Linked DNA regions of Mus musculus: region 2 is linked to region 1. The links are chromatin loops, found by intact Hi-C in ENCODE. Cell type or tissue: heart. All regions are shown on one strand. Each heading gives the region's core, and the rest is flanking DNA. Links, peaks and the distances in the headings are about the cores only. Region 1 holds the start of Trip6 (thyroid hormone receptor interactor 6). Region 2 overlaps Ephb4 (Eph receptor B4).

Region 1 (5,364 bases), core at 86-5,085:
GTGCATGACTGCGACCCCCGTCCAGATCAGCCAACATGCTGGTGAGCGAATCTATCTCAGCATCCAGACTGCCAGGGCGGATGATCCCCCTGTCTGGAGGGAGCCCCTGAGACAGAGGGAAAGGAGGAAGAACAAATGCTGATGACACCCCCGACCTAGACTTCTTTCACCTTGACCCTGAGAGACCCTACCCTCATCTCCACTTCTCACCTGCAGGCGCTGGGGTGTTCCATGGGATCCCACCCAAGTAGGCCCCCGATCTTCCGGTACCCCCGGAGGCTGATAACAGTGTTCAGGCGGGAGGGGGCAAAAGTTGACCCTGGGGTGAGGCTGGAGTGCTAAAGGGAGAGACAGGAGGTGGGACTGGAGAAGGGTACCTCGGTAGAGCTGCCCTTCTAAGGGTGGCTCTCCTTCTTCACATTCCCGGGAGTCTGGGAATCAACCAAGAGTCAGGGAAAGTTGCACAAGAGCTGGGGCCTCTGGTTTGGGAAAGGGACAGCAGGAAGCAGGCAGGCAAGGGAGAAAAGGTGAAGGAAGGTGGCCAGCGGCTCTTCTGCTACTCCGGCGTGTGTGAGAGAGGAACACTTACTTGCTCCGTGGGCCGTTGGCGGGCCCAGGGCGCCTCTGGGCAGCGATCTCCCCTGAGGGAGTCTGGAGGGTTCTGGCTGCTTCGGGGGAAGCCAGGTGGGCCCGGACATGGTCTGGAATAGGGTTACTCCACTCCAGACAGAGGTCAGGGTCCCCACAAGCTCAGAGCCTGGAGCTCGGAGCCTTGGGCCCTTTCCCTCCCTTACTGTCCCACGCCCCGTTTGGGACTCCCGCAAAGAAACTTTTTCTGGCTTTTTTTCCTCCCTTCCTCCCCAATTTTGGAGACGACCACGCCCCCTGACGTCACCACATTCCAGGGGAGGGTCACGTGGCCCCAAGCCTTATTCTACAATCCTTCCCCTCTCTGGCCCCCTCCTGTTAAGAGAAGACCGCCCTCCTCCGGAGCCAAGCTGCAGGGTGGGCTGCAGGCCGCTCTGAGAGGCTCTGGCCCAGCAATTCTCTCGGATCCCTGCCCCAGTCTTGCACGTGGCAGCCTCTCGGCCCAGGCTCTGAACGCATCTGTCTCCACCCCCTCACGGTTCTCTCCCTTCCCACCCGGCTGCCTCTCACCTACCCACCAGCAGTGCTCCACCAGCCCATAGTGTTTCGGTCTTTTATTTATGGTCAGTAGTTAGAAAAATAAAACAAAACACAAACATCACCACCCAAGGAAGTCGGGGAGAGGGAGGCGGTGCGTCTGTGGCCAGGATGGGGACACTGAGGTAGCCTAGAGTCACAGAAGAGGCCAGCCCCTCTGGTCAAGGCACCAGTGAAGGAAGCGGAGGAAGACCAGGGACAGGGCCGCAATGTCCTCCCCTACAATGGGGCAGCCACCTAGAATTAGTGTACTATGTCCGTTCCCCCGCCCAAAGGAGACCATGGTCCCCTTAACACATCATCCAAAGGGCAGGGCCCACTTGGGGCGGGGGGAGGGGCGTCCATTGCTCAGAATGAGCCTGGGCCCGCTCTATCCAACCCTGTATGAACAGGCATCAGAGATCAGTGCAGGTTACCGGAGTGACCCCGTGAATAAGAAGGGTGGGACCCAGATCACGGCTCAGGGTCTCCAGCAGTGCCAGGTATCTGGGGTAGCGAGCAGGATCAGCAGGCGGTCGAGGCAGGTACAGGAAGGTAAGGGCTGTGGTGGGTCCCTCCTCCCCATCCCTTCCTTCGGGTCCCCCAGGGCCTCCTACGGTGCCTCGCCCCTGCTGTGCTCGCACCAGGGCATTGGCACTGCAAGCTAGAGCCTCAGCCTCTTCGTCTCCTCGACCACCATTCACAAAGTCCCCTTCCTCCTCCTCAGGCTCGCCAGTCTCTGCCCCTTCACCCCACACCACCTCTTGCACCTCTGCCCGGATCCTGAGTTGACTCAACAGGGCCCGAAGCCTTCCCTCTGCTGCCCCAGGAGCCTCCCTGGGCCCCAAGCACAGGAAGATCCGGAGCCGGGCACTGTGCCAGGCAGGCACCATGCTTAAGATGGTAGCCATCTGCAACAGAAAAAGGCCACAGACGTCCACGTAGCCAGGTCCACCCCGGGGCCTCAGCAGGTTTAAGGGCCACACGTCCACATGATGTAGCTGAGCGCTGCTACTGGACCCCCGGCTTAGCCGCTCCGGGGGCAAAGCCCCACATGCTCGTGCGAGAACCACATTCTTGTTCATCTTGAGAGCATCTGCCACCGTGGCCACGTAGTCTTGGGGACTGAGAGCCCTGGGGCTCCCAGGAGCCCGAGGTGGAGGGAACAGCGTGCTCAGGGCTGGCGACCCGCCCTCTCTGGTGCCCTCTGCAGGTTCAGAGAAGGCTGGGTCTGTTAGAAAATGGTCCTGGGGTGGGGCATCGTCGTAAAAACCCAGCACCAATGTGTTGGGCTTCATGCCGCCTAGGAGCAGAGAAGGGAGGCAGGAAGGAACAGAAATCAGACTGAGGACTGAGTTTACACCACATAAAACGCGCCCACTCACACTTAGGTCAGCCATGAGGTATGGTATCCTCCTTGGCCGAAGCCCTTACAGCAAACATCAGACACAGGTTTGCACAATGATTTGGCTTTGGCTAAACACTTTCACAGGCATTTATTTGACTATCTCTAGGACTCATCTCTTCCACTTTAAATAGGTAAAGTTCCCTTTAGGATGTTTTTCCCTTGTGAGGAGAGATGCTGGAGATTAAAGCTAGTGCTACGAGATCGATCAAGAAGATTAAGAACAGCTATATTCCAAGCCCCATCGTAGATTTCCTTTAGGGTTGGGGGGGTGTCTGTCTGTCTGTCTGTTGGCTTGCTTGTTTTCTTGCTTTATCGTTCTAAGGCAGGGTTTCATGATGTAGCTCTGACTGGGCTGCAACTCACTGTGTAGAACCAGCTAAGCACAAACTCATGGAAATCGACTTGCCTCTCTCTTCTGAGCTCTGGGATTTAAGGCACTCACTCACTCAAGGTTTTTGGTTTTCCAGACAAGGTCCCAGGCATCCTGGGCTTTCTTTGAACTCTGAGTGGCAGAAGATAACCTTGAACTTCTGATCTTCCTACATCCTCCTCCTAAGTGCTGGGATTTGTGGAGTGCTGAGAGGAACCTTAGGGACCTAAGTGCTCTACTGTACTGGCTGGTTTTGTATGTCAACTTGACACAAGCTGGAGTTTTCCCAGAGAAAGGAGTCTCAACTGAGAAAATGCCTCCATGGGATCCAGCTGTAAGACATTTTCTCAACTAGTGATCAAGTGGGGAGGTCCCCTTGTGGATGGTGCCATCCCTGGGCTGGTAGTCTTGGTTCTATAAGAGCAGGCTGAGCAAGCCAGGGGAAGCAAGCCAGTAAAGAACATCCCTCCATGGCTTCTGCATCAGCTCCTGCTTCCTGACCTGCTTGAGTTCCAGTCCTGACTTCCTTTACTGATGAACAGCAATGTAGACGTGTAAGCTGAATAAACCCTTTCCTCCCCAACTTGCTTCTTGGTCATGATGTTTGTGCAGGAATGGAAACCCTGACAAAGACATCTACCAATGAGCTACAGCCCCAGATCTGGGTTCTTTTAGTGCTAGGGTTGGCTGTTATCAACCTCAGGCCCTAAGCAGCTCATCTTTTTCATGTTAGGAGAAGCCATTTCAACCAGGCATGATGGCTCCAGCCCATAATCCCAGCAACCAAGAGGCTGAGGCAGGAGGATTGCTCTTAGTTTGATGCCAGCCTAGACTACAGAGCTAGACCCTGTCTCAACCAGAAAACAAGCAAGCAAAACCCCAGAGATTCAAGTTAGCCTCTACTGAGGAAAAGAGACTTCTGTAGCCCAGGCTGGCTCTGAACTTGCAGCCCTCTCTGCCTCAGCCTCCTGAGTAGCTGGGATTACAGCCTGCATCACCAGGCTTGAGTGAAATAAAAGCAGAGAGCCTGGCCATTCAAGTTCATGATGTCAATCTCCAGGGAAGACCTCCCAGGCCCCTAAAGGGAGGCCAGGACGATCTATCTCTAGTCTTTGCAGCTTCCTTCAAAGCTCCAGGGACAGCAGTCTGCAGGCTGGTACCCAGAGGAGGCAGAAAGTGTCTGTTGTTTATCAGAGGCCACATCCTAGAGAAAGCGTTCATTTACCTCATTTGAACCCTGTGGTAACGCTATGAGATAAGTACTATTCAGTCTGCCCCTTTTAGAGATAAGGAACCAGCCTCAGGCCCCACGCAATGAAGTCACTGGCCTCAGGCCTGAGAGGGCTTGGGCACGAAGCTGAATATGTCTGCCCACATGAGAGGCCGTACGTTCGGTCTCCAACCTTCCTAGCTAGGCTTGGAGCAAGCACAATGACTCAAGGCTGTCCAAGAAGTCCCAGTGGTGTAGTAGATAAAGCAAGGGCCTCTCACATCCCCGACCATAATCGCTGGAGATTTACTTTTTTTACTTTAAAAAAAATTTTTTTTATGAGACCAGATTTTCATTATGTTGCCCAGGCTGGACCGCAACCCACCAAGCTACTGCCTCAGAAACTTCATTTTCAGGATATGGCAGCTCATGCCTATAATCCCAGCACTCAACCAGCTAAGGCAGGGGCATCATGAGTTCAAAGTCAGCCTAGACAATTTAGTGACACCCCATTTAAAAGAAAAAAAAAACTTCTAATTGTTTTTTTCCCTTCTTTTTTGAAACAAGGTCTCACTGAGAATCCCTGGCTGGCCTATATCTCCCAAGTGTTGGGGTTAAAAGTGTATGCCTTGATACCTGGCCTCTACCTTCATCATCACCATCACCATCACCATCACCATCATCATCTTGTGTTGTGCATGAAAGGGGGGTATGGATGCCAAGGTATTCATGTGCAGGTTAAAGGACAATTTTATGGGGTCAGTTCTCTCCTATCTTTATGTGGGTACCAAAAATGCCAGCCCTCTACCTTATTTTTTGAGTCAGGGTCTTACAGAATCTGGCGTTCATTGCCTGGCTGGCCCTAAGAGCCTTCTTGCCAATGCTGGAATTAGATGTGCCCAGAGGTGCCCGGCTTTGACATGGTGCTGGGGACCCGAACACAACTCCTACTTACACAGCAACAGCTGTACCTGGTATGCCACGCCCCCAGGCACACCTTTTCCTTTCCAGTGCAGCCATCTCCCTCACCCTCAGGGTATGTCTCACTAGTATAGGGACCCCTTTGTAGAAGAAAAGCTAAGGCCCTCAGGTGCCCTAGAGGTAAATGGTAGTTATATCACAAACCTCTTAGCAGAAGCTGACTGCAAGCCCAACTAATTGTCCACCACTTTGCACCAAGCAGTTCAAAGTTCAATGCTGTTGACCTTTGGC
Region 2 (5,364 bases), core at 1-5,000, 60 kb after region 1:
TTCTTTCTCCTCCAAGGCAACCTCTGCAGCTTCTTCCCCCTAAAATCTCTCTGAGGACTCTCTCTTTCCTTCTTCTACGGAGGCCGCTCAGTAAATGTTTGGTGATTACTCTTGCCTTTCTCCTCCTGTGGCCTCCCTGCTTGGCTGGTCCCGGGACTCCTCCAACCTTCTGTTTTTCCACAGGGACCTTCTCCGAATTGGAGTCACTCTGGCAGGACACCAGAAGAAAATCTTGGCCAGTGTGCAGCATATGAAGTCCCAAGCTAAGCCAGGAGCCCCTGGTGGGACAGGGGGACCAGCCCAGCAGTTCTGACCTCCAAGGACTCACCACCGTGGCAGATTCTTCTTTCCGGGGGGCAGAGTTGGGTGGGGACTCACAAGATGAGCCCCTCCCCCTCGTCACAGCCTTCCCATTGGATTGCACTTTGAACAGAGGGGGTCAGAGACCCAGGATTTGGGGAACCGTGCCATATGGGATCATACATGTGCCCTCCAGGCGGGGAACCCCAAACTCAGAGTGAGTCTTTCCCTCAAGACTGGGCAAAGAAACATCCCTACGTCTCTAACCTCCCATCTTCCCAGAGGGCTCTCTCCCCAAGCGCCTTCCACCTCAACGGGCATGTCCCTGCAGACCAAAGAGAAAGGGTGACCAGCCTGCCAACTTGGGAGTGGAAAATGCCGTCCCAGGAGGCAGGAAGGGGCTGTCAGGACCCGGTGATGTAATCATTGGGTTTTGATGTCCTGACTTGCTGTCACCACCAAAGGCAATCATTTTTCCCTTGTAAATGCCCCTCCCCTCATCTGCCTTCATATTGAAGGTTCTGAAGTTTTACTGTTTTTTATTTTGTTAATTTTTTCCTCCTTCCCCCCTCCCTCCCCTTCTTGTCCAGATTTTGTGTGTTAAAGGGCACCTGGTTCCACTATCTCCTGTTGGGAACAAGGACCCATCGATATGTTCTAGAACAGTGCCTTGGAAATGCCACAGCCTTAGACAGTTCCTTCTTCCTTTCCTCCCCCCAAGTGCCCCCAAGCTGTGTTGTGTGGAGGGAAGGGGGGTGATGTTGTAAAAGGGACAGGAGGTTGGTGGTGGTCAACAGAGGCAGACAACGGTGCTTGGAAGGGGGTTCTTAAATTATATTTAAAAAGAAACTTTTTTTTTTTTATAAATAAAAAAAAAAGGGGGATATGTCTCAGTCCAGAGGGTGACTGGGAGCTGGGGTTGACCAGATTTCTGAGACTAGGGGACCCCTAGGAGTGTGGATTTGGAGGGTCAGGTCAGGTGGTTGGGATTATGGTGTGAGGAGGGGCTGGGTGTTGGTTCTCAGCCCCAAGGTGTTTTGTTTGGGTTGGTGGGAGGTGAGTCACTGGCAGCTGGTGCTAACTGCTCCAGCTGCCCCTGCCAAGAGCCTCCGGCACCTCCGGGGTGGGGCAGACACCTTCTGCCCCTCCTCTGTCTCCTTAGCTCTGGCAGGGGGTTGTATAAGAGAAGCCAAGCGTGTAGCCCATAGTCCTGCCCTAGAACTGCTTTAAAAGGATAAGGGGGCACGGGTGACTGTGGGTGGGGGGTCCCAGTTAGGTGCCCACAAACTTAGGCTGGATGTCCATAGCTGGGGTTGGTTTGGTGGTAATGGGAGAGCCAGCATTGGCTGTGAGGGGAGGGGAAGATGGGGAGTGGCTGAAAGGGGGCCCTCACATCTGTGTACTTATGCCAGGTAGCTCTCAGGACAATTCCCCCATTCAAGATGCTGCCCAGGCAGGTTTTCCTGGCCTCCTGGGAAGGGGAGGGGGAGCCGCTCCAATGAGTCTGCTGCTAACTTCTCCCAGACAAGGAAAAGGAGGATAGGGTCCATACTCCATTCCAGCCTCTCCACTTCCCCCACTGTTTTCTCGGCCCCCTCTCTGCTCCTGGGTATGCCTTCCCATTGGGACACCTGTAAGGGCCAGTTAGTGCAGGCTAGCCTGATTGAGCTGCAGTGGATGTGAGGGGTGCAGAACCTCACACACTGGCCCCAAGGCAGTGTTGCTATCATTTCCCCTGCACGAATGTGTGTGTGTGCGCACGCGAATGTGCATGCTCATGCATGAACATTAAGTGAGAAAGACTGATTCTCTGCAGGTCCTCTCATTCCCCTAAAACTGGCCATGTGGGCTAGCCTGGTCAGCCACATGGCCTAGGAATTGTTTCTTCCCTCCACAGTTCTAGAAGGGTAAGCCCATACTACCATTCCCACCGGCCCCTCCTCTGCTGCAAACAGCGGAGCTTCGAGCTTGCTTGCTGACTGAACTAGCTGCCAGAACCCATACCCCTTCTTGTATTTTGTAAACCAGGGCTTGCTAATAACCCAGGCCAGCCTTGGTACTCACTATCCTCCTGCCTCAGCCTCTGGAATTCTGGGATTATGGCATGAATCACACTAAGTCCTTTGTCTCCTCTCCCTGGGTGACATTTAATATCTCTGGAGGGTGGGAGGGGCTCATTACTACCAGGAAGGGGAGTGTCCCAGGGGACACTAATCCAGCCAACTGCCTTTCGCTGCCAAACAGACATCCTGGCTAGATACAGTGACCTCCACAGAGAGCTGCTACGGGAAAGAAAGATGAAGGTCACAGCATCCAAGCAGTACAAAGATGGAGGCCAGGGGGAGAAATGGGGCTCTAGGCAGGAGGTTAACCTGCTGAGGGGCACTGTGCCTTCTGTCCTAGTGAGGGAAACCAGGGTCCTGCAGAGCATGTCCCACCCCTGTCCTGGGCCCTTTCCATAATATTGAGTTTGGCTGACTTCAGGAAAGGTCTCCAAAGGTATAGTTGTCACACAGATTAATAATATCTCCCTGGCCTGTGTCCTCCCTGCCTCAAAGCACTCTGGCCAAGTCTTGGTTTCTTGAGGTCTTCACAGTCTGATCCATTATACACCTTGGCCTCCTTTGGCTGAACCAGGTGGTCACTTCTACCTGGTTGTCAGAATGGCTCCTAAAGCCAGTAACTCCACCCTCGGTTCCCATAGCAACCTCCTGAAGGGCTCTTTGAAGGAACGAAGAATGAGGGATAGATACCCTCTGGAAAAATCCCAACCGGAAACAGGAAACCCAGAATGCCCTTGCTTCCCCCTAGTGGAGGAATTCAGGCTAAGCCCTCTCAGAGCTCAGGGAGCTCCAGGTCAGCAAACTGAGGCCACCTTAAAAAATAACTTGGAGGCGGGTACTGGTGGCGCACGCCTTTAATCCCAGCACTTGGGAGGCAGAGGCAGGCGGATTTCTGAGTTTGAACTCTACAAAATGAGTTCCAGGACAGCCAGGACTACACAGAGAAACCCTGTCTCCGGGGGGGGGGGGGGAACCTTGGGGTAGGGGCATAGCAGTGACATGTCAGCAGGTCCAAGTGCTTGCTGCCAAAAGTGACATAAGCTTGGTCCCTAAGCCCCGCATGGTAAAGAAACACTGGCTCCTGCTTGCTGTCTTCTGACCTCTACGTATGTGTGTGAGCATTAGTAAATGTAAAAGAAAGCCCACTGGGGTGCTGGAGAGATGGCTCTCTTGGTAAAGTGTTCATCACATTAATGAGGACCAGAACCCATGTAAATGGCCCGATGTAGTGATGCACAGCACAAGGACAGTGGAGGAGATATGGGAGGGAGAGACGGTTTCCATGGAAACTGGCTGACCCGCCAGCCTAGCTCCTTGTCAAAGTCTAGTGGGAGACCGGGCAGTGGTGGCACTGGCACACGCCTTTAATCCCAGCACTTGGGAGGCAGAGGCAGAGGCAGGCGGATTTCTGAGTTCGAGGCCAGCCTGGTCTACAGAGTGAGTTCCAGGACAGCCAGGGCTACAACAGAGAAACCCTGTCTCGAGGAAAAAAAAAAAAAAAAAAAAAAAAAAGGCGGAAAGGACCTGAGGAATGGTGGCAGAGGCTGTCCTCTGGCCACTACATCAAGAGTGCGCACAGTGAAGCGTGTGCCTGCGAGATGACAGTTCCCTCCGAGTGGGTTCGTCCTGTCTTGGAGAGCCACATCCTGCTGCTGCTCTCCCAGAGGACCTGAGTTTGGTTGCCGGCTTACAACTGCCAGTCACTCCAGTTCCCAGGAGTCCAGCGTTCTCTTCTGGCGTCTGTGGCCATGTGCACACAGATGGCAGACACCCTCTCTTATAGACAGACACATAAAGTAAGTGGAACAAAAGTATGATTCAGAATGCCCTTAAGGGAAGCTCCCTAAGGCCCAGGAAGTAAACGATTCAGTCCTAAAACCGACAGAACGAATGCCCTGAGCCTCTCCTTCCCAATCGTATATGAACAGCAAGGACTGCCGAGACCACTCTCAGACCAGCCGAGACACCCCTCACCTCCCCCCCCCCCCCCGCCAACCCGGCAAGCTGCCTGCAGGCTGTGCAGCGAGCACGAGCACCAGGGCTCCAGCATTCAGGCCATCACAGCTACCTTGGGGTCACTTCCCGGCTGTTCGTAGCCACTCCCCTACATTCCTGCAAGCGATCCCAGAACTCTGGACCGCAGGGGTGGCACTACTCTGCTTCATCCTTGGTTCCCTGTCTGGGGGAGCATATGTGTTCATGACTTTGCAGGATGGTGTCACGTCTGTACACATGATGTACACACATGAACACATATGTCTACACGCACACACGTTATGTTTTTTCAAACGGGTAAAGGAGATGCCCAACAGGAGCTGGAGAATCGGCTCAGCAGACGGCAGTGTCTGAACCCTGGGATCTTCCCCTAGCACCCATGGGGTGTAGACATGTAGACCTGTAATTTCAACAGGCAGAGGTAGGAGGATCAGGAGTTCAGAGTCATTCCCGGCTACGTAATAACTTGTCTTAAAAAAGGATGTGCAGAGGAACAGTCTTTCCTGTCTTGAGGGGTATATAGCTCATCTTCCTTCCAGAACCTTCCCTCCCTGCCTCTTCTGTCTTCCATTGCTGGTGCCCTACCAGAGATGATTTCGATGCGTGACATTCTCCTTCCTGAAACCTGAGGTTCTCTCCCTGGGACATTGCCTCCACAGCACTCAGCCTTCAGGGATCCACACACATCTGTCTCCCTTTTCTCTTTCTCTTTAGGTCCCAGACTAGCTGTCTCCACCACAATCAGGGAGAAATTCATATCTAAAAACATTAAGCCTGGGTCTATCAAGGTATCTTGGTGAAGAAGGCATCTGCTGTGAAGCCCAATGACCTGAGTTCAATCCCCACGTCCCACAAAGGAAAGGAAGTGACTCACACAAACTGTCTTCTCAGGACACGCAAGTGGCAGGCGCGTGCCCATCCCCCCACAATAACAATCACAAAACAAAAAGTATTTTAAAAAATAAAATAAATATTTTTCTCTGTTTGAGGACAGCTCAGAACTCGG

What was found. Peaks named below come from ENCODE experiments on the same cell type or tissue, not always from the same donor. Only the 100,000 strongest peaks of a DNase experiment are listed, where the experiment ranks them.
Region 2: a loop joins it to region 1, with 2.1 times the contacts of the local background. A loop is called at or near these places in 1 of 42 quality-filtered maps.

What each region holds. Positions count from the first base shown.
Region 1 is chr5:137,313,371-137,318,734 of GRCm38, forward strand. It overlaps Trip6 (thyroid hormone receptor interactor 6), which reads right to left and starts at 871. Exons shown (of 9, transcript NM_011639.3): 1 at 590-871; 2 at 211-338; 3 at 1-106. The coding sequence starts at 698. It overlaps Slc12a9 (solute carrier family 12 (potassium/chloride transporters), member 9), which reads right to left. Exons shown (of 14, transcript NM_031406.3): 14 at 1,188-2,467. The coding sequence ends at 1,581. In heart, for the core only: CTCF peaks have their summits at 998 and 2,371 (motif pointing left); DNase peaks (open chromatin) are centred at 191, 941, 1,711 and 2,111; H3K4me3 peaks cover 2,517 bases; H3K27ac peaks cover 2,349 bases.
Region 2 is chr5:137,373,329-137,378,692 of GRCm38, forward strand. It overlaps Ephb4 (Eph receptor B4), which reads left to right. Exons shown (of 17, transcript NM_010144.6): 17 at 184-1,194. The coding sequence ends at 313. Zan (zonadhesin) reads right to left here. Exons shown (of 88, transcript NM_011741.2): 88 at 5,309-5,364. The coding sequence ends at 5,354. Among named protein-coding and RNA genes, the nearest start is that of Ephb4, 26 kb to the left of the region's middle. In heart, for the core only: CTCF peaks have their summits at 3,116 (motif pointing left) and 4,095; DNase peaks (open chromatin) are centred at 423, 2,513, 3,053, 4,053 and 2 weaker places; H3K4me3 peaks cover 692 bases.